2 separate regions of the Homo sapiens genome follow, and region 1 is linked to region 2. A link is an interaction called in ENCODE POLR2A ChIA-PET data of the cell type or tissue named here. Cell type or tissue: Caco-2. All regions are shown on one strand. Each heading gives the region's core, and the rest is flanking DNA. Links, peaks and the distances in the headings are about the cores only. Region 1 overlaps PRKN (parkin RBR E3 ubiquitin protein ligase). Region 2 overlaps AGPAT4 (1-acylglycerol-3-phosphate O-acyltransferase 4).

Evidence for each region. ChIA-PET counts read pairs that join two places held together with the same protein. Peaks named below come from ENCODE experiments on the same cell type or tissue, not always from the same donor. Only the 100,000 strongest peaks of a DNase experiment are listed, where the experiment ranks them.
Region 1: POLR2A ChIA-PET joins it to region 2 with 9 read pairs; 2 of 35 experiments call an interaction of 5 or more read pairs at or near these places.

Annotation. Positions count from the first base shown.
Region 1 is chr6:161,362,778-161,372,260 of GRCh38, forward strand. The region is part of intron 10 of PRKN (parkin RBR E3 ubiquitin protein ligase); the gene reads right to left. Among named protein-coding and RNA genes, the nearest start is that of AGPAT4, 93 kb to the left of the region's middle. In Caco-2, for the core only: no CTCF peak of the experiment used is centred there; a DNase peak (open chromatin) is centred at 4,884.
Region 2 is chr6:161,224,453-161,233,935 of GRCh38, forward strand. It overlaps AGPAT4 (1-acylglycerol-3-phosphate O-acyltransferase 4), which reads right to left. Exons shown (of 9, transcript NM_020133.3): 2 at 7,584-7,850. The coding sequence starts at 7,761. Among named protein-coding and RNA genes, the nearest start is that of AGPAT4, 45 kb to the right of the region's middle. RefSeq lists a silencer at 1,929-2,234. In Caco-2, for the core only: no CTCF peak of the experiment used is centred there; no DNase peak of the experiment used is centred there.

The DNA.
Region 1 (9,483 bases), core at 1,909-6,908, 140 kb after region 2:
CCAAACCTCAAGGAAATTACACAAATAAAATTCTAAGAAATCTGGGATCATAATAAAAAAGTTAAAAAGTCACCTAATACAGGAGAAAACTAGCTACATGAGTGAAAGTCACAGAATTACAGAAACTACAGAATCTAACCAGCAAAGGTTGTAGATATTGGAATGGCCAGAGACAGAGTACTGGCCAGGCATGGTGGCTCACACCTGTAATCCCAGCACTTTGGGAGGCTGAGGCAGGTGGATCACTTGAGGCCGGGTGTTCAAGACCAGCCTGGCCAACATGGTGAAACCTCGTCTCTGCTAAAAACACAACGATTAGCCAAGCGTGGTGGTGTGCACCTGTAGTCCCAGGTACTTGGGAGGCTGAGGCAGGAGAAGTACCTGAACCTGGGGGGCAGAGGTTGCAGTGAGCCGAGATTTTGCCACTGCATTCCAGTCCCGGTGATGGAGTGGGACTCTGTCTCAAAAAAACTTAACTGAGTATAAACTAAATATGTTTGTTATATTTAAATAAATAAATAAAGGTGATGATAATGGAATAAGAGACTGTCACAATTAACCAGGGAGATGTAAAAAAGAAACAAATTTCTTTGTTTTGTCCATTTTTCTGGACATGAAACACTAATAATTAAAATTAGAAACTCAGTTGATGAGTTACATAACAAATTAGATACAAATGAAGAGAGAATTTGTGAACTGAAAGATGGAGCTGAAGAAATTACATAAAATGCCAAGAAGTAAAAAATATGAAAAGGAGATTAAGAGATGGGGGGATAAGGTGAGAAGGTCCAGTGTTTTTCTAAGTAGAGTTCTGGAAGGAGATAACAAAGAGCATGAGAGAGAAACAGTGTTTGGAGAGAGTGGCAAAAAAACACACAAATTATCTACAAAGAAGTTACAATTATTCCCCCCAGCTGATTTCTTAATGCATGGGTGCTGGCAGACAGTGATGGTATCTTCAAAGCACTGACAGAAAATACCAGCCCACTTAGAATTCTATCCAAGCAAAATTAATTTTTAAGAATGAGCATAAATAAAAACACAGTAATAAAAAACAGCATTTCCCATCAACAGAAGTTCATTAAAGAAACATGATTTGGGGCCGGATGTGGTGGTTCACGCCTGTAATCCAAGCACTTTGGGAGGCCAAGGCAGGCGGATCATGAGGTCAGGAGATTGAGACCATCCTGGCTAACATGCTGAAACCCCATCTCTACTAAAAATACAAAAAATTACAAAAAATTAGCTGGGCATGGTGGTGGGCGCCTGTAGTCCCAGCTACTCAGGAGGCTGAGGCAGAAGAATGGCGTGAACCCGGGAGGCTGAGCTTGCAGTGAGCCGAGATCACGCCACTGCACTCCAGCCTGGGCAGCAGAGGGAGACTCCGTCTCAAAAAAAAAAAAAAAAAAAGAAAAGAAAACAAACAAACAAACATGGATGTGGGAGGCCAAGGCAGGCAGATCACCAAGTCAGGAGTTTGAGACCGTCCTGACCAACATGGTGAAACCCCGTCTCTACTAAAAATACAAAAATTAGCTGGGCGCGGTGGTGGGTGCCTGTAGTCCCAGCTACTCAGGAGGCTGAGGCAGGAGAATCATTTGAACCGGGAGGCGGAGGTTGCAGTGAGCCGAGATCATACCACTACACTCCAGCCTGGGCAACAGAACGAGACTCCATCTGCCACCACCCGCCCCGCAAAAAAAAAAAAAAAAAAAAAAAAAAGAAACATGGAAATAGGAAAAGTCCAGAAGGAGCCAGGAGCTGCAAGAAGAAACTGTGAGAAAAGAAAAAGAAAATGGGTAACGTATGGTAAATCACAGGAAATACTGATTGTCTAAAACTGTAAACGATGCTTAATTTGCTGGTTAAAAAAAAAAAATCCAAGTAGGCTGTGTGTGGTGGCTCACGCCTGTAATCCTAGCACTTTGCGAGGCCAAGGCGGGTGGATCATCTGAGGTCAGGAGTTCAAGATCAGCCTGGCCAACACAGCGAAACCGTCTCTACTAAAAATACAAAAAGTAGCTGGGTGTGGTGCCCACACTACTCGAAAGGCTGAGGCAGGAGAATTGCTTGAACCTGGGAGGTGGAGGTTGCAGTGAGCCGAGATGGTGCCAGTACACTCCAGCCTGGGCAACGGAGTGAGACTTTGTCTCAAAAAAAAAAAAAAAATCAGAGTAGAACTAGATGCCGGACAAGAATAGCACAGAAGTGTGAGAATTGGATGATTCTAATGCGCTGGCATGATTCAGGCAGAGGGTCCTTAGATTTTTTTACATTAATATATGTTTACATTCTAGGGTAATCAATACAAGAGAAAGCAATTTGCTTCTAAACAAGGAAAAATACAGTGGAAATGGCAAACAAAAGAGTCAAAAGAAAGGCAAGAAGTAAAAGTAAAACTATAGAAATGTAGAATGTAATAGAAAGTATAAAATAAAATGGCAGAAATGACTGCAAATATCCCAGCACTCCCAACCCGTGTGGACAGATTATCATTGAGGGCAGGTCTTGCTAAACTCTAGAGTCTTAGCACTTATCTGGGAGGCCTTGTCTGCAAGAGGAGCACTCAGGGGCTGAAGTTTCTGGCTCAGGTGTGTGCACACCTAAAGCCTTTGTTACATGTTGCCAAGTTAAGAGCATTTTCAACTGGGCGAATACAATGTTTATTCTAACAAAGGATGTTATACTCAGCCCAAGAGAAAGATTCAGAGCTCAACTTGAAGAAACCTCCTGCCTGTCAATAGCACATTACTGGAGAGGAATTACAAACTGGAAAATTGCAAATTTATATTAATATGCTTTGTTCTGTCCAGGAAGAAAGATTAAAGTTACAGCAAAAGAAGAGAAATAATTACTTTTCAAAATACCAATTTTCTCTGACTTCCGATCCCCCGAGCACACAAGGCAGAGTGGGTATAACTTGCAGGCCCACCAGAAAGCCACTAGGATTTCCCCAAACGGCTCTGGATGTAACACCTCCAGCAGCAAGCGTCCTTCAAATCAGGACACTGCAAGTTTAATACCTAGGAGTGATTACAAAAGACTACCCGTGTAAACATTTCCACACTAGTGTGCACTGAGCTACTGGATGGGCCAGTTCACTCAGGGGAGAGGGAGGTAGCTAGGAGGGTTTGATCCTTAGACTGGAAGAGGGAAAATTGAGAGCAGCAATTTCTGTTTTCACCTGCAAGGATATGTACCCTTATCATTTCCTTCACAGACTCTGCAACTGGGCCAATGTTACTTCTTCCCCGGATCGATATGTTGAAATCCTACCCACCAAGGTGATGCTACTGGAAGGTGGGGCCTTTGGGAGGTGATTAGGTCATGAGGGTGGAGCTCTTATGAAGGGATTCGTGCCCTTATTAAAGCAACCCCAGAGAGCTCTCTTGCCTCTTCCACTGTGAGAAGATGCAGTGAGATGCCAGCAGTTTGCAGGAAGAGAGACCTCCCCAGATCTAGAGCCTGAGGTTGAGGCTTCCTGGGCTGAGCTTTGGTTCCTGTAAGCCATGGGCAGCAGCGTGGGTTAAGAGGCACCCTCATGTCCACAGGACACCAGAGCTGCTGAGGGGCCGAGGCACACGTGAGCCAAGGAGTCAAGGACCCCCTCATGGAGATGCCCACACTGAAGGTCAGAGACAGAGAAGAAAGCCTAGGGAAGAGAAAATACCCCAAACCCTAGGAAAAGACCAAAATGCTGATGTCGCAAAATGGTTTTTAATACTGTTAAAGCAAACTAAGTATGGCCTAAGAAGGACTCCGTACTTCTGTATTTGAGTCCTTGTGGTCGAACTTAGCCAAGATTGAAAACCCAACTTAGGAGTGTGTCTGACTTAATATGTAGACAAGATTGAAAGTCTAACTCTAGAGTATGCAACTGTAACAACAGCTGGGTCTTGGCCAATCCCAGCAGCCATGCTTCAGCCACTCATACACTGCTGAGTGTTCAAACTGTGTTCAAATGAGGCCGACACCAACTTGTAACCAGCCCGGGTGTTTCTGTACCTGACTTCCGATTTCTGTCCATCACTTCCCTTTTTGTCTATAAATTTGTTCTGACCCCGAGGCACCCTTGGAGTCTCTCTGAATCTGCTGTAATTGTGAAGGCTACCCAATTTACGAATCGCTTTTTTGTTTTTTTTCTTGCTCAATTAAACTCTGCTAGATTTAATGTGTCTGAAGTTTTTTGGGGTTTTTTTGTTTCCTTTTTTTTTTTTTTTTTTTTTTTTTTGAGACAGAGTGTGGCTCTGTCGCCCAGGCTGGACTGCAGTGGCGTGATCTCGGCTCACTGCAAGCTCCGCCTCCCGGGTTCACGCCATTCTCCTGCCTCAGCCTCCCGAGTAGCTGGGACTACAGGCGCCCGCCACCACGCCCGGCTAATTTTTAGTAGAGACGGGGTTTCACCATGTTAGCCGGGATGGTCTCGATCTCCTGACCTTGTGATCCACCCGCCTCGGCCTCCCAAAGTGCTGGGATTACAGGCGTGAGCCACCGCGCCCGGCCGTGTCTGAAGTTTTAACAGTACCAAGCTAGGGGAGGGTGTTTTAGCCGGCAGGACAGCTACCCACTTTCTTTTGCAGTGGGGGTGGGGTTCACGCTGACCTCCTGGGACTGTCAAGGGCCCAGGCAGATCTTGGCCTTGATTGGAGAGTTAGGGGTTACGGTGTAGAAAACTAATAAGATGTGTCTTTTCTTTTTTTTTTTTTTCTGGTAGACAGTATGTGCTCAAAGGTTATGGTTTTATTCCTCCATAGGGCATGAAGCAGTTCTGTTATCTAACTTAGAAGTCAAAGTTCAGCATTCCTTTCCCAATGAACGACATGGCATTCTGTTCCTCAAACGCTACTTGTGCTGATTTTCCCATTAATCTGATGACTCAGACCTCGGCACGGGCTAACACAGAGCTGTGTAGGCATGGCGCTGGGACAGCTGCAGGGTGTTAGAGGGAGGGGCGGCCGGCGGGTCCGAGACCCTGCTGCCCAGGAGGGGAAGGCTTTGAAGAAGTAAGGACGCTTCTGTTACATGAGGAAGGGCACTGTGCGGCAGGGGCTCTGCCCACATCACAGAATGTAGTAACTGCGCATCCCTGAAGGACGGAGCTTGTCATTAACTATTTCAGCTGGAGAGATCAGTCTCAGAAAACTAAATAACTTCAGACCCAGGCCGCCTGGCCTGCGAGCAGTCGGTTCAGAATCGGAGCCCCGAGCTGCCTGGGTTCATACTCCAGGCCCCTGCAGCCTTGATTTCTTCCTGTCATTATCAAGTCACATGCTACAAAGAGGGCTAAGGGACTAAGGCTAAGATGCTGTCATGGAGATCTGGAAGTCCCCGGGGACTTTTGAGAGCACAGTTTTCAAACAGCTTGTGGCCAGGCGCAGTGGCTCACACCTGTAATCCCAGCACTCTGGGAGGCCAGTGCGACGGTCAGGAGTTCAAGACCAGCCTGCGAAACATGGTGAAACCCTGTCTCTACTAAAAATACATATAATATTTATATATATGTATATATTTATATATATTTATATATATTTGTATATATATTTATATATATTTGTATATATATTTGTATATATATTTGTGTATATATATAGCAACCTCAGTCTTGATATATATATATATATATATATATATGCTGGGCCTGGTGGCGCACACATATAGTCCCAGCTACTCAGGAGGTTGAGGCATGAGAATCACTTGAATCCAGAAGGTGGAGATTGCACCGAGCCGAGCTGGTGCCACTGCAATCCAGACTAGGCGACAGGGCAAGAATCTGTCTCAAAACAACAACAACGAAAGCAACTACCACCACCACCAGCACCCAGCTTGTGGTAAAGACAGTGGGAGAAGCCACCCAGCCCCCCTCCCCTCACTGCAGTGGCTCACCTGCCCTCCACTTGCCTGCTTCCCCTGGCACCAGCACTGCAACTCCACTCCCAGCTGCCCACCCGCCCTTCTGCCCTGGGCCATCGCTGCTGCCTGGCCGGTTCTCCCTTCCCCAACCTGCCGAAAGTGCTTTCAAGAAGGACACCAGGAGGCCACGGCTGCCAAAGCTCATGCCCTTTCTTTGTCATTGTCTCCAACTGTCCCACTGCACCTAACATGTGGGAAAGGGTCACCAAGAAGGCCCTTGGAGTTCCTGCCCTTCTCAGCATCACAGCTCTTCCTGTGCTTCCTATCCTCACCCAGCGGATCCACGGGGAGGGAGGGGAGTCCCAGACCCAGTGACTGCTGCCACTGCTGCCAGCCCCAGGGACCTGGGGGGCAGGAGAAGCAGCTCTATGACACCCCGGGAGTGGGCGGTGCCCAGGCCACTGGTTTAGACCTTTGACTGCCACTTCCGAGAGGGGATTTCTACCAGGAGGAGCACATCTTTGCTTTGCATCCTTCATGAGTGTCTTAATGCTGATGTTTAAATCCTTCTGGAGTGATCTCAAGCAGTGGCTGGGTGCCCACAGGTTCAAGATCACCAAAGCGATTCTAAAAATGATCCCAAGGCTTGTGTCCAGACTCTGGAGATTGGGATTCAGTAGGTCTGTGGCGGGGTACAGAAATTAGAATCCCTAAAAATGCCCTAAGGGGTTGCGAGGGGCGGGAGGTTTGGGAACCATTCATCCTCTGGAGGGCGATTCTCCCTTTGCGCCTGAAGAGGAACATGGTGAGCTGGGTAACTTACCCTCTGTTCCCGCCTTAGTCATCAAGCTCTAAAGCAATGCCTGCTTATTGTGTTGCCAGGAGGGGAAGGTTTTGTTGTGATTCAGCATCACCGCCCGATTGTGCAATAAAGTGTGGCTCTCACGGGGCAGTGTAACTGTTAGGTAATTGCATAGAATTCTGTGCCTGTCTACTGCTCACCCGTGGCAGGAGGAATTGCATGCATGCATGTGTGTACGCACGCGTGGTGGAGGTGGGGGTGGAACAGGACAAGTCTCTCTCCTAATATACTTCATGGCTGAAAATAGCGATTTCATAAATATATATATGAAACATCTATAATATACTTATATATAGATGTTTCATATATATATTTCATATGATTATAGGAAATATATTTCATATACATATAGAGAGAGACAGAGAGAATCAAAATTCCCTCAGAAAGGTAAAGGCATGATCGTCCATCTGTGGCTCAAGAGGAATAACCTCACAAGGGTCATCGTGAGTAAGATCAACACACAAACGGCTTAGCACAGAGCCAGGTGCACCCTGAATGCTAACCGTGTGTTTTCTATGATCACCACCATTATTACTTTGTTATTGTAATCATCACGATCATCTCTAAAGAGATGGGAATATGACCCTGTGGGAGTTTGTACACATGGAAAAGACCACTGAAGGCCTGGATTGGCCTTAAATCTCCTTTAAAAACACAAGTATGGGAGGCCGAGGCAGGAGGAACACTTGAGTCTAGGAGTTCAAGGCCAGACTGGTCAATATAATGAGACCCTGTCTCTATAAACACACACACACACACAAAACTCCACTGGTAAATCAAAATGTACTTATATAGGTTTTAAAAGCTGAATTAGGCTGGGCACGGTGGCTCACACCTGTAATCCCAGCACTTTGGGAGGCCGAGGCGGGTGGATCACGAGGTCAGATCAAACCATCCTGGCTAACACGATGAAACCCCATCTCTACTCAAAATACAAAAAAAAAAAAAAAAAATTAGCCGGGCGTGGTGGCAGGCACCTGTAGTCCCACCTACTTGGGAGGCTGAGATGGGAGAATGACGTGAACCTGGGAGGCAGAGCTTGCAGTGAGCCGAGATCGCGCCACTGCACTCCAGCCTGGGCGACAGAGCAAGACTCTGTGTCAAAAAAAAAAAAAAAAAAAAGCCGAATTAGCGCCTAGGAGACACATTGATATACATTGAAGCTAGAATAACTTAAGGAACTGCATATGTGTTATCTTTCCTGCTTTAAGAGAAACTCATTTGTGACACCTGTGTAGCCAATAATTAGACAAGTCTATTCTAATCCTAAAAATCCATTTAAGCCTGTTTTCCAAAAAAGAGCAGTTGTCATTAATCATGAAAACAGAGTTGGCTTAATTCAGCTATGAATGCTTTCAGGTGAATGACAGCTTTTAAATGTCAGCTTTCTCATCAACGCTCGCCTCTCTTCTCACAAACACTGAAACCTTCCACCTTTGCAGACAGCAGCCTTCCTGGCTCAGTCAAGCAGGTGGGCCAGTTGAGCACTGCTGCGTGTGAGCAGCCCGCCTCCTGCTGGTGAGTAAGAAAATGGCATCACTTTTCAGGGGCCTTGAGCTAGTCAACGTTACTGCTTGGCAACGGGTGTCACCAAAACATGTTTTGTTGTTCTCACATTGTCTTATGACTATCTCTTTTTGGAGAATATGTATATATGTATATATTTAAATGTATTTTGTTATTTTTTTTTTTGAGACGTTGTTTCGCTCCTGTTGCCCAGGCTGGAGTGCAATGGTGAAATCTCCGCTCACTGCAACCTCCACCTCCTGGGTTCAAATGATTCTGCTGCCTCGGCCTCTCAAGTAGCTGGGGTTACAGGTGCCTGCTACCACACCCGGCTACTTGGGAGGCTGAGGGAGGAGACGGAGTTTCACCATGTTGGCCAGGCTAGTTTTGAACTCCTGACCTCAGGTGATCTGCCCGCCTCCGTCTCCCAAAGTGCTTGGATTACAGGTGTGAGCCACTGCGCCCGGCCTATTTTGTTATTTTTTTTAAGAGAAATCATCAGAGTGTTGGGATTTAATGGGGTGTCTAGCCAAGGGCTCCGGGGAATACAAGGCTACACTGTAAGCAATACAAGGCTACTCCACTAAGCTCCAAACTCCCCAAGCCATGCTTTAGAATGCAATTCAGAAGGGCATTTGTTTTTATTTATTTATCTATTTTTGAGACGGAGTTTTGCTCTGTCACCTAGGCTGGAGTGCAATGACACAATCTCGGCTCACTACAACCTCCACCTCCTGGGTTCAAGCGATTCTCATGCCTCAGCCTCCTGAGTAGCTGGGATTACAGGCATGCACCACCCCACCTCGCTAATTTTTGTATTTTTAGTAGAGATGGGATTTCATCACTTTGGCCAGGCTGATCTCGAATTCTTGACCTCAGGTGATCTGCCTGCCTCGGCCTCCCAAAGTGCTGGGATTACAGGCATGAGCCACCATGCCTGGCCCAGAAGGGCATTTTTGACAATGATTCTAACAGTGGTGATTTCTGCTAGGAGTGGAATGTGTGCCAAGTGCCACAGACGAGATCTTACAGAGTCTTGCCCCATGGGGCCCTAAATGCTTCCTAAAGGGGAAGTGAATTAAAATAATATCTATCAACCTATTTTGAGATTAATGGGGGAAATGGAACAACATAAATATTAAGTAGCAGAATTATTAATAGGTACCATTTATTGGTTATTTTAAAAGTGCTTTGTGTTCAACTATTGTTACAAGTTGACATATGGGAAAAATCTACACTTGAGCTAGAAAATATGCTGATTTGTA
Region 2 (9,483 bases), core at 2,112-7,111:
GGGCAACATGGTGAAACCCCATCTACTAAAAATATAAAAATTAGCTGGGCACGGTGGCACCTGTCTGTAATCCCAGCTACTCGGGAGGCTGAGGCAGGAGAATCATCTGAGCCTGGGAGGCAGAGGCTGCAGTGAACCGAGATTGGCCACTGCACTCCAGCCTGGGTGACAGAGCAAGACTCCTTCTCAAAAAAAAAAAAAAAAAAAAGAAAGAAAACCAGACTGCAAGCTCTCTGAGGGCAGGACAGTAGCTGCCTTTGCTTCCCACTATTTCCCAAGTACCAAACGCAATGCCTGACACATATTAGGTGCTGAATACTTCTTGAATAAATCAGAAAATGACTTAGATGTAAAAGTAACATCTTTGTTGCTTGATTCAACATAGCTTACTCATTTCATTGGTCCAGTTATAGATTCTGTTAGATATGAGTTCTAAATTTCTTTTCAAAGAATCAATATGTCAGTATGTTCAATTCTTTGCCTTCTACTTTTAATCTTAACTTCCTCGTAAAGCAACCTGTTTCGATTACCTGCTCCACCCTGACTCATTCCAATTACGTGCTTCACCCTGACTCCTTCCAACTACCTGCTCCACCCTGACTCATTCCGATTACCTGCTTCACCCTGACTCATTCGGATTATTACCTGCTCTACCCAGACTCATTCGGATTACCTGCTCCACCCTGACTCCTTCCGATGACCTGCTCCACCCTGACTCATTCCAATTACCTACTCTACCCTGACTCATTCTGATTCCGTCCCCTGTCATAACCATTTTTCCCGCCAAACCACTCACCCCGTCACTCTCTTTAAATTAGCCAATCAGAATTAGTTTAACCTGTGCAGTCTAACCCTAGCCAATAGGGGAAGGACACAGCAGCAGGGGCCATGGGCTTCAGGGATAAGAACCCCTTCCCCTCTCTTGTCCAAGTGTGCACTCACCATTGCTCCATCTGTAAGGGTGCACCCTTCTATAGAAGTAACTTGCCTTGCTGAGAATTAAAAAGAAAATTTTATATTCGAGTGCTATTTCTTTTGCAGCACCGAAACTTTATTTATAACAATTCCCTGTCACTTCCTGAGGTCTCCCAGGAGATACACCCCTTAGAACTAGAAAAGAAAAGAAGGAAGGTTGCTTTTCGTCAGTTTCTGGAAGCAACCCCGCTAGCCCATCACTGGTGGAAGCAGAGGGATCTCGTGATGTGGAGCCGTCAGGGTGTGTGACTCCAGGTGAAGTCAGGCAGTGTTTGCTTGTTTCAGCTGTGCAGCGTGGACACACTTCAGAAGTAAAAGGTACCCGCAGGTGACAGAGGAAAAAGAGGAAAAGGTTGTCCCAACAGATAAACTCGTGGGCCGCTTGCTCAGTCCAGGAGGCAGGGCTTTGCCTTTGGGTTAGAATCTTAGAGCCACAGGCAGAAGGAGGCCTAGGCGGGTCTGAGAGGCTTTAAATTCCCTTCATCATGGGTCACGGGTCTTTTAAATTCCTTTCCATCCGACTTGACTCGCCAAAGCCACTGTTGTTCAGCTACTCTGAAGGGAGAGATGATCAGTTTTAGGATCATGTCCACCTACAGCCGGTTACTGAACCCTCTTCTGGGAAGGCGATCACCATCTGGGAACTGATAAGGATGACTCTTTGGACCTTCAAAGAGGGGACCCAAATTTGAGGCTGTGTCCTCCCAGCAGAGGTAGCCAGTAGGTCCTGCCCAACTCCACATTTTGACAGGCTCAAAGGCAGTGATATGAAGGGTTAGGACAGGGGCCACTCAGGGACACTCCCTTTCTGACATCTTGGAGCTGAGTAACTACCTATCAGGACAAGTGAAGGAGTCAAAACCTGTTTGGAACTCAAAGAGTGAAAACTCCTGCTTAGATTGAATTGAAATGAGAAAAAGCAGCCCTGTCATTAATCAGGCAGGGAGGAGAAGCATAGAGGAAGCCGGCTGCAGAGTTAGCAGAACAAACTGCTTCTCTCAAGGTCATGCAGGGGTTGGAAAAGCCACAGCGACACTCTCTTTGGGGGATCAACAGCTTTCTTATCGAGAACACCACAGACTTCCCTTGTATTTTCATTTGTGGGGTAGGGGGTGGCCCACACCCAGTTGTTGCCTGGTCAAGTTGACAAACATCAGGAAGCTGCCGCCCTCCATCTTCTCTCACTTCTCAGAGAGTCAGAAAGGCAGCCAGGCAGGGCTGGAGAGCTAGGTTCACTTTGTATAAAATTTTAACACATAGAATGAAAGCAGATGATAGCACATTGATGTGGCCAGGATTCCCCACAGAGAGGTTACCATAGAGGAGGCTCCTGAGAGGCCACCTTGCCTTCCCTGTGCTGCCGGGCAGGAGGGTCTGCAGGCAGAAGGAGTTTCCCCAGCCCAGCAATGACAGCAAAATGAAAGTGCTGGCCCAGCACCCACAGCATCATCCTGAGGCCATCAGAATGACAGCTGACCTCCCTCGGGGGAGCTCCTAGGCAAAGCAGGGAAGAAGAAGGAAGAAGGAATAGAAGAAGGAAAGATTGTTTTGTTTTACAGTTTGAAAATACAATGTGCAAAAAGTACTTTATGCATAAGGAGGGGGAAATTCAAATTCAGGCCTCACCTAGCAGGTCAGCTAGCAGTCACACACCTGGAGACAGTTTCCAGTGCTGGCAGAAAAGTGAATCAGTCTGCTAGTGTCTGGGATTAGAATGGCATACACAGGAAAGCCCACAAAATCAGCAGGTCGTATACCTTTCAGGGTGGAGATTCAGAAACACCGGCCTCTAGTAGGTCTCCTTTTATGACTCATGTGCCAAAGACTGCTCTGTCCCACTAGGTTGTCTTGTTAGGTTTTCAGACCTACCTGGTGACACCTTGGTCAATAAGCACATGAACAGATTCAAAATTGAGGCACCCTTACCCAGAGGAGGTGCTAAAGCACAAGCCCCCAACCCAGATGGAAGACCTGACTGCCTTTTTGCCCCAAGGCTCGGCTGGGTGGAATATCTGCTTCCTCTCGGGAAAGTAGAGTTGAGGACTCCCATTCTCCGTGGTCGTTAATTTCAGACAGGTTCTAGTAATCACATGACTTGCTCTGCAGTTTCTCCAGCAACTCGGAGCTCCCAACCCTCTTGCACGCACAGCCCTTGCTGCCGCTGTTCCTGACCTGTTACCAGGCCCTGATCCCATCTTCCAGATAGGAGCAGACCAACTTCTGCCAGGCCTCCTGGCCACTGCCAAATCCCTTCTCGAGTAGCAAATCTGAAGTGACTTACACATCCTGAAGTATGTTACAAATGTTTATTATTATTCCAGCGAGAAACAGATATCATTTTCACCACTACACGCAGTAGTGTTGTAAGAGGCAATATAGAGCTCACTCTCCTTTTTTGAGCGTTACACAAATACAGCGGCAAACACTCATCAAGTGTGGGATGCGGTGGGGGTGGTGAAAGGAAGTAACAACTTCCCAAGAGGAAAATAAAAAATTCTAAACCCTTTATTAGAAAACTATTGGAATCTTGGTCAACTCTATTCCATCCCCTTTACTTCAAATGTAGCTGAGTGTGTTGAAGTTACCTGTCCAAGTGATGAACCAATGGGAAGAAAGATCAAGACACCCTCGCCACCACCGGTCCCCCTGACTCTTCCTCCTCCCCTGGACACAAATTCCAATTTCAATCCTAAATTTGATGTGCTTTAAGGAATTTCTAAAGCACTTTCAGACGGAGTATCTCATTCTGCATTATGAAGCAACCATTGTAATTGGCCCTGTTATTTGGACTCAGAGAGTTTCTGTGGCTCGCCAAAGGTGACGCAGCCTGTAGCAGGGGAGGCAGGATGTGTAATTTTGCAGGCTGGTGCTCCAAATTCTCACTCCCTTCTTGCCACCATGTGGCCTTCCCCATTCAAGGAAGATGTGTAGCTGTGCATCCAACAGCCGTTTAAAACCATAAGCATCACAGTCCAGGAATATTCAGTGGCAGGCTCCAGCTCATAGAGCCTGTTCACAGCAACACTGAATTTGGACGCAGGGCGCCAGGGCTGGGGGTGTGGGGTGGTGGTGTCCACTGTGTTTCATTTCATTTTACTGGCCCTTTCCAGGACAATTAGGTCACTGGCAATCCTTCCCACCCCCTGCCTTTTTTTTTTTTTTTTTTTAACCCTGACATTAATAGATTCTCCTAATCTTTCTGTTTTGTTTTGAAACCCACAATGTCAGAGAGGTAAAAAAAAAAAAAAAAGCCAGTCTTGGCCACCTTTCCCTAGAGATTAAATGGCATATCCTGCTTAGTGGAAAGGCAATGAAATTCTACCCTTCACCCCACTTCTTCCAACTTTCTTCCTTCTTTTTACCTAACGAAGCCGGCTCCATCCTCCCTTCCTCCTTCAGCATGCCAAGCCAGCCTGACTTGGCCTTTCCTGCCTACAAATCTAGGCAAAAATAAGACAAAGCAACCCTCTAAAAATCATCCATCGAGATTACATTACTTTCAAGTTGTTATTTATGAGGTTGGTTGCTGCCACTAGAATAAAATTCTCTGCTCAGTGTCTCGGTGTGTCCTGCTGTTAGCCAAGCTGTCTTTACTGCTTGTTTTGTCTCTATTTGTCTTTTGTATCAGCATGGCCTTTTGCATGAGAGCTTTACCACGCCAGGGCTGGTAACTGCTTTGAACTTACTTGGTAACACACCAAGCTCTTAACAAATATTTAATGAGAAAAGAGACAAAGCCATAGCTCTGCTAGAGGAAAGCGAACACAGAGATGGAAGGGCTCCGTGTCTCAAGGAAACATTTTTTTCTGCCGTTTCCTTAGAAAATCAGCTGCAAATCATGAATGCTGATGACTGTCTAAGCTCAGAGTGACTCATACACCAGAAGACACAATTAAAGCCATGAACAGTTTCTATCTTAACTCAGAGGGAAGCAGAGGAGAGTTACAGCATAGACGCTGCAGAGTCATCTGCTAGTTAAGCTGCTGAATTCCCCACAAACTGTCTCCTCCTCTGGCTGATCAGTGGCCCAGCAAGGCTTCCTAAACACTCTTTTTACATGGCCTTGGTTACTGTGAAATAATTGACAGAGGAAGTCTGTCAATTATTTAGAGCAAGGAAAAGGAACCAGGAAAAGCGAACAGCCCTGCTAACACCTATGGGGATACCAGAAACGGAGAATCCTGGCGAGGATTCTCTCAAACCTGGGGATAGTTTGCACTGGCTTATCACCATGAGGTGCCCACGAGCCACCCAGGATCATCACCCTCCCTTTCTACTGTATTCTCTTTTTCCAGTAGCCAGGACTCCTCCTCTAGAGGGAGGAATCTTCCCTTCCCGCTTCGGATTGTTTAAAAATGCTTCCACTATCGCTTGGCCCAAAGCCCTAGGAAGCCTTCCTCCGGGGACATAGGCAAAGGTCATTGCTGGGGTGCATCTGGATGGAGGTGCTTCCTCTGGGGAAGAAGGCACAGAGCATCACTGGGTATACCTGGATGGAGGTGCTTCTAGGTCCTTCAGTGACATTAGACTACCTACCCTTCATTGCACCCGGCATTGAGATGCCAGTTGTCTTAGATGGTTAATTCTTGAGTTTCATTTGGAGTTTGTTCTAAATAATTTAATTAATTTGTGATGGATAAAAATCTGCCTTGCTTTCTGAATTTGTTGCCCATCTTAATTTCCACCAGAAACAAATACACTAATGCATCCTGAGAAAAATATCTCCACAATCCTGCCATAAACTTAGCAAGTCTTTACCATCAATCAAAAAAAAATATAGTACTCTTGTGGACTCTGATTCCAAATCCTGTTTCTTATTTCTTAACTCCAAATGAGAAATCCAATTCGTAACCATCCACTTGAAATTTGGGTAGGGGTTATGACAGTAGAAACATACAGGATTTCACACTGCAAACTAACAGATTTTGGAATCTCCATAGGTGTATGCAAGTCACATAAATGCAGGTTTCAATGAAAAAGCGTAATCAGTATTGCTTTGTTAAATTTAAATTCTGCTTAAATAGAGACCAACTGCTAGAGGGTAAAAAGACATTTAAAATTATAAACATCTTTTAAATCTCAGTCAACTGTCTCCTTTCCCTTGATTACACAAACTTATCTCTCTTCAAACAGCTACAGTTCCTGTCCAAATCATCTCCTACTGTCTCTGCCCTGTTTGGACAAGTTTTTCCTTTTTCTATACCACCGTAGAAGGGTACATACTTGGAGACCAATGTTGAGTGAAGTCTATGACAAGGAAAAGTACATTGTATCATATTGGATTGAATTGGTGGTTGTACCCAACAGGCCAGAGACAAATAGACTAAAGTTGCTGTTTTACAATTATAACTCAATCTTAGGATCTTATGAACACTTTCAAGACATATTTCTATAAAGCATTGTAATACAAGACATGGAAGCTCTTGCACTCAAACTATATCCAAAATAGTATCAGGCCTATTTGCAAGTTCTGAGTTGGTGAAAAAAGTCATAAATAAAGATATGTCTATGACTTTTCTTCCTTACAAGTTAGTATTCTGAAGTTTAACAAATAAGACTGGATAAGTGGTAATCCATTTGGATAATTATACATAGCTTGAATTGTCTTGATTCAAATTCAAATTTGATCATTTTAAAGGGTATCAAAAATATATCAATAATTTTAGACTCTTGGCATAATCTTAGTTGATGTTTTTAATAGACAAATTTTTAAAAAGCACATATTTTGAAATATATTCATACCCACATATATATATCATTATTAATATCACACTGCGTTCTCTACTTTTAAGAATAGGTATAGGCTTAAGGCTAATCAATATCAATAGCAAAATGCATTTCTGGATGTCCCAATACACTCACTCATCTTTTTAATTGTTGAAACTCAGGCCAGTCAAATTAGTCATGTATGAAATAACCTAGCATAATCAAACATACACGGACACATACACACACACAAATGAGTGTACTTAAAAGTGGAGAAATAGGAGTAGGGTTGTGGATTGTATCAATGTCAATTTTCTCATTGGAATATGCTATTCCAGTGGTGCAAGATGCTACCATAGGGAGAAACTGGCCAAGGAGTGTACAGAATTTCTCAGTATTATTTGTTACAGCTTCATGTGAATCTATTATCTCAAAATAAAAAGCTGAAGAAAAAAGGCAAGGAAGAAAACAATATAGTATACTGCCACTTAGTTTTTTAAAAAAAAATACGTATGTATATGTATCTATATAGATATATACACAGAAAGACGCACATGCATTTACAAGTATAAGAGCTATATGTATACTATTTCTGTAAGGATAACTAAGAAATCATTAATACTGATTGGTTCTGAGGAGAACTAAAGAAACTAATGGAATGCGTATTTACTTTTCATAGTATACCTGTCTGTGGCTGTTGAATTTTGAGCTACTGGCATTATTCATTCAAAAAATAATTTTGGGGGATTGAGAACAAAATAGCCATTTCAAACCTAAAACAAAAACAAAACAAAAAAACAGCTCGGCACACAACGAAAGCCTAGTGAATCCATATCAAGAGCCATAATTCTGATACACACATCCACAATGGAGACGAAAATATAGAATCTTAAGTATCTTACGGCTTGAGATGCAATAGGACAGTCTGCAGTTGATCTTCCGGAAGAGCTGCTTGTTAATGGGCCAGAGGAGGAGAGTGAAGAGCTGAATGGTGTTGATGATTAGCCCTGAGGCAATAAAGACGTAGCAGAAGACCAGGTGGCACAGGAACTGAGACTTCAGCAGTCCCGCGAGGTCCATGATGCGTGGACGCTCTTATTCAGAAATAAATAACTACCCACAGTCAAAGATTTCCAGAAGGAAGAAAGATCCAGGACTCAGGAAGGCGTCTAAAACACAAACAAATAGGAAATGTTAGCAAAAACACGATGTGCTTTTAGAGTCAGAAAAAAAGTGCTCTGAAAAGAAAAATATACACTTGAGGTTAAACTCATGTGCGTTAGTTGATTTATCTTTATTTTGCAAACATTGATGTAGTGCTTACTTCCTGTCGAGCATAGTCTAAGCCCTTTAACAATAATCCTTCCTTTAATTCTCCCAATATCCTCTGAGGTTGGTACTTTGATTTCAGATGAGGAAACTGAGTCCTGGAAGGTGGAGCCACTCGGCCAGGGTTCACCGCTCCCCAGCTGGGCAGCAGCTGAGCCAGCCACGGAGCCCTGGGTCCCACTTGAGTGACGGCTGCCCACAGGACAGGCCGCAAATCCGGCCTCCCCTCCTGCTGCCATCGCGGCCTGAGCCCCATTCTCTCACCCCTAGCCCCACGCCATCTCCCTCCTCTCATTCTCCTCCTCCAGATCCCTGCTCACCCCTCGCTTCCAGCAGGACTGCCCTAAAGTCAAGCCTGCCCTGGACAAGGACGAGGACATACCCAGAGTGGGTGCCACCCCTCAAGCAACCGGGACTAGGGAAGCATTTACTTGAAAACCACCACTGTTTCTCCAGCACATGAGAGCCATCACTGGCACAGGGTGGGAACTTAATTTTAAAAAATATTTGTAGAATGATTTAGTGAAGGTACACGAGGGCTCAACTTTGAGGCTATCAGTAAATACAAATAACTAGGAAGGTAAGAAAACTACCCCCACCACACCCTGGTCACACACACAGAGACACATAGACACACACACAAACACCACACACACACACACACACACACACACACACACACAGATACACACATCCTTAAGTGTTCTCAAATCAGAAAGAAACTCAACACATACATACAGTTAGACTCACAGTCCTGTAATCAGTCTCCAGCTCAAAACAGAATAATGAAATGACTTTACAGTTTGGGAAATAAAAGCTTTCCTTTGAGGAAAATGGCAGGAGTTTCAAATACTCTGATGAAAAGGAAAGCTGTGAGCAGCGGACTCGCTTTTCCTGGAAGCAGAAGAGCCTGGCAGACTACCCCAGGAAGACGTCTAATGTTACGACAAACTTTCTAACAATAATAGTTGAGAGGCCCTAAAATTGTTACAATCTTTTTTAATAATGAACAATCTGTATACAGATGGTCCTCGACTTATGATTCCACTGAAAATTTCCAGCTTTACGATGGTGTAAAAGCAATATCCATTCAGAGAAATTTTAATTCGAGGCCATACAACTCTTCTGTTTTTCACTTTCAGTACAGTATTCAATAAATTACAAGGCCTATTCAGCACTTTGTTATAAAATAGGCCTTGTGTAAGATGATTTGGCCTAACTGTAGGCTAACGTAAATGTGCTGAACATGTTTAAGGCAGGCGAGGCTAAACGATGATGTTTGGTAGGTGAGGTGCATGCAATGCCTTTTTGACCTACAGTATTTTCAATTCGCAATGGGTTTATCGGGATGTAATCCCATCATAAATTGAGGGGCATCTGTAAGAGTTTCACACATGTGATCTCATTTTAAGGCTCCTATGAATCCCACAAGACGAGTATTCTTATCATCCCACTTTTCAGAATAAGAAACTG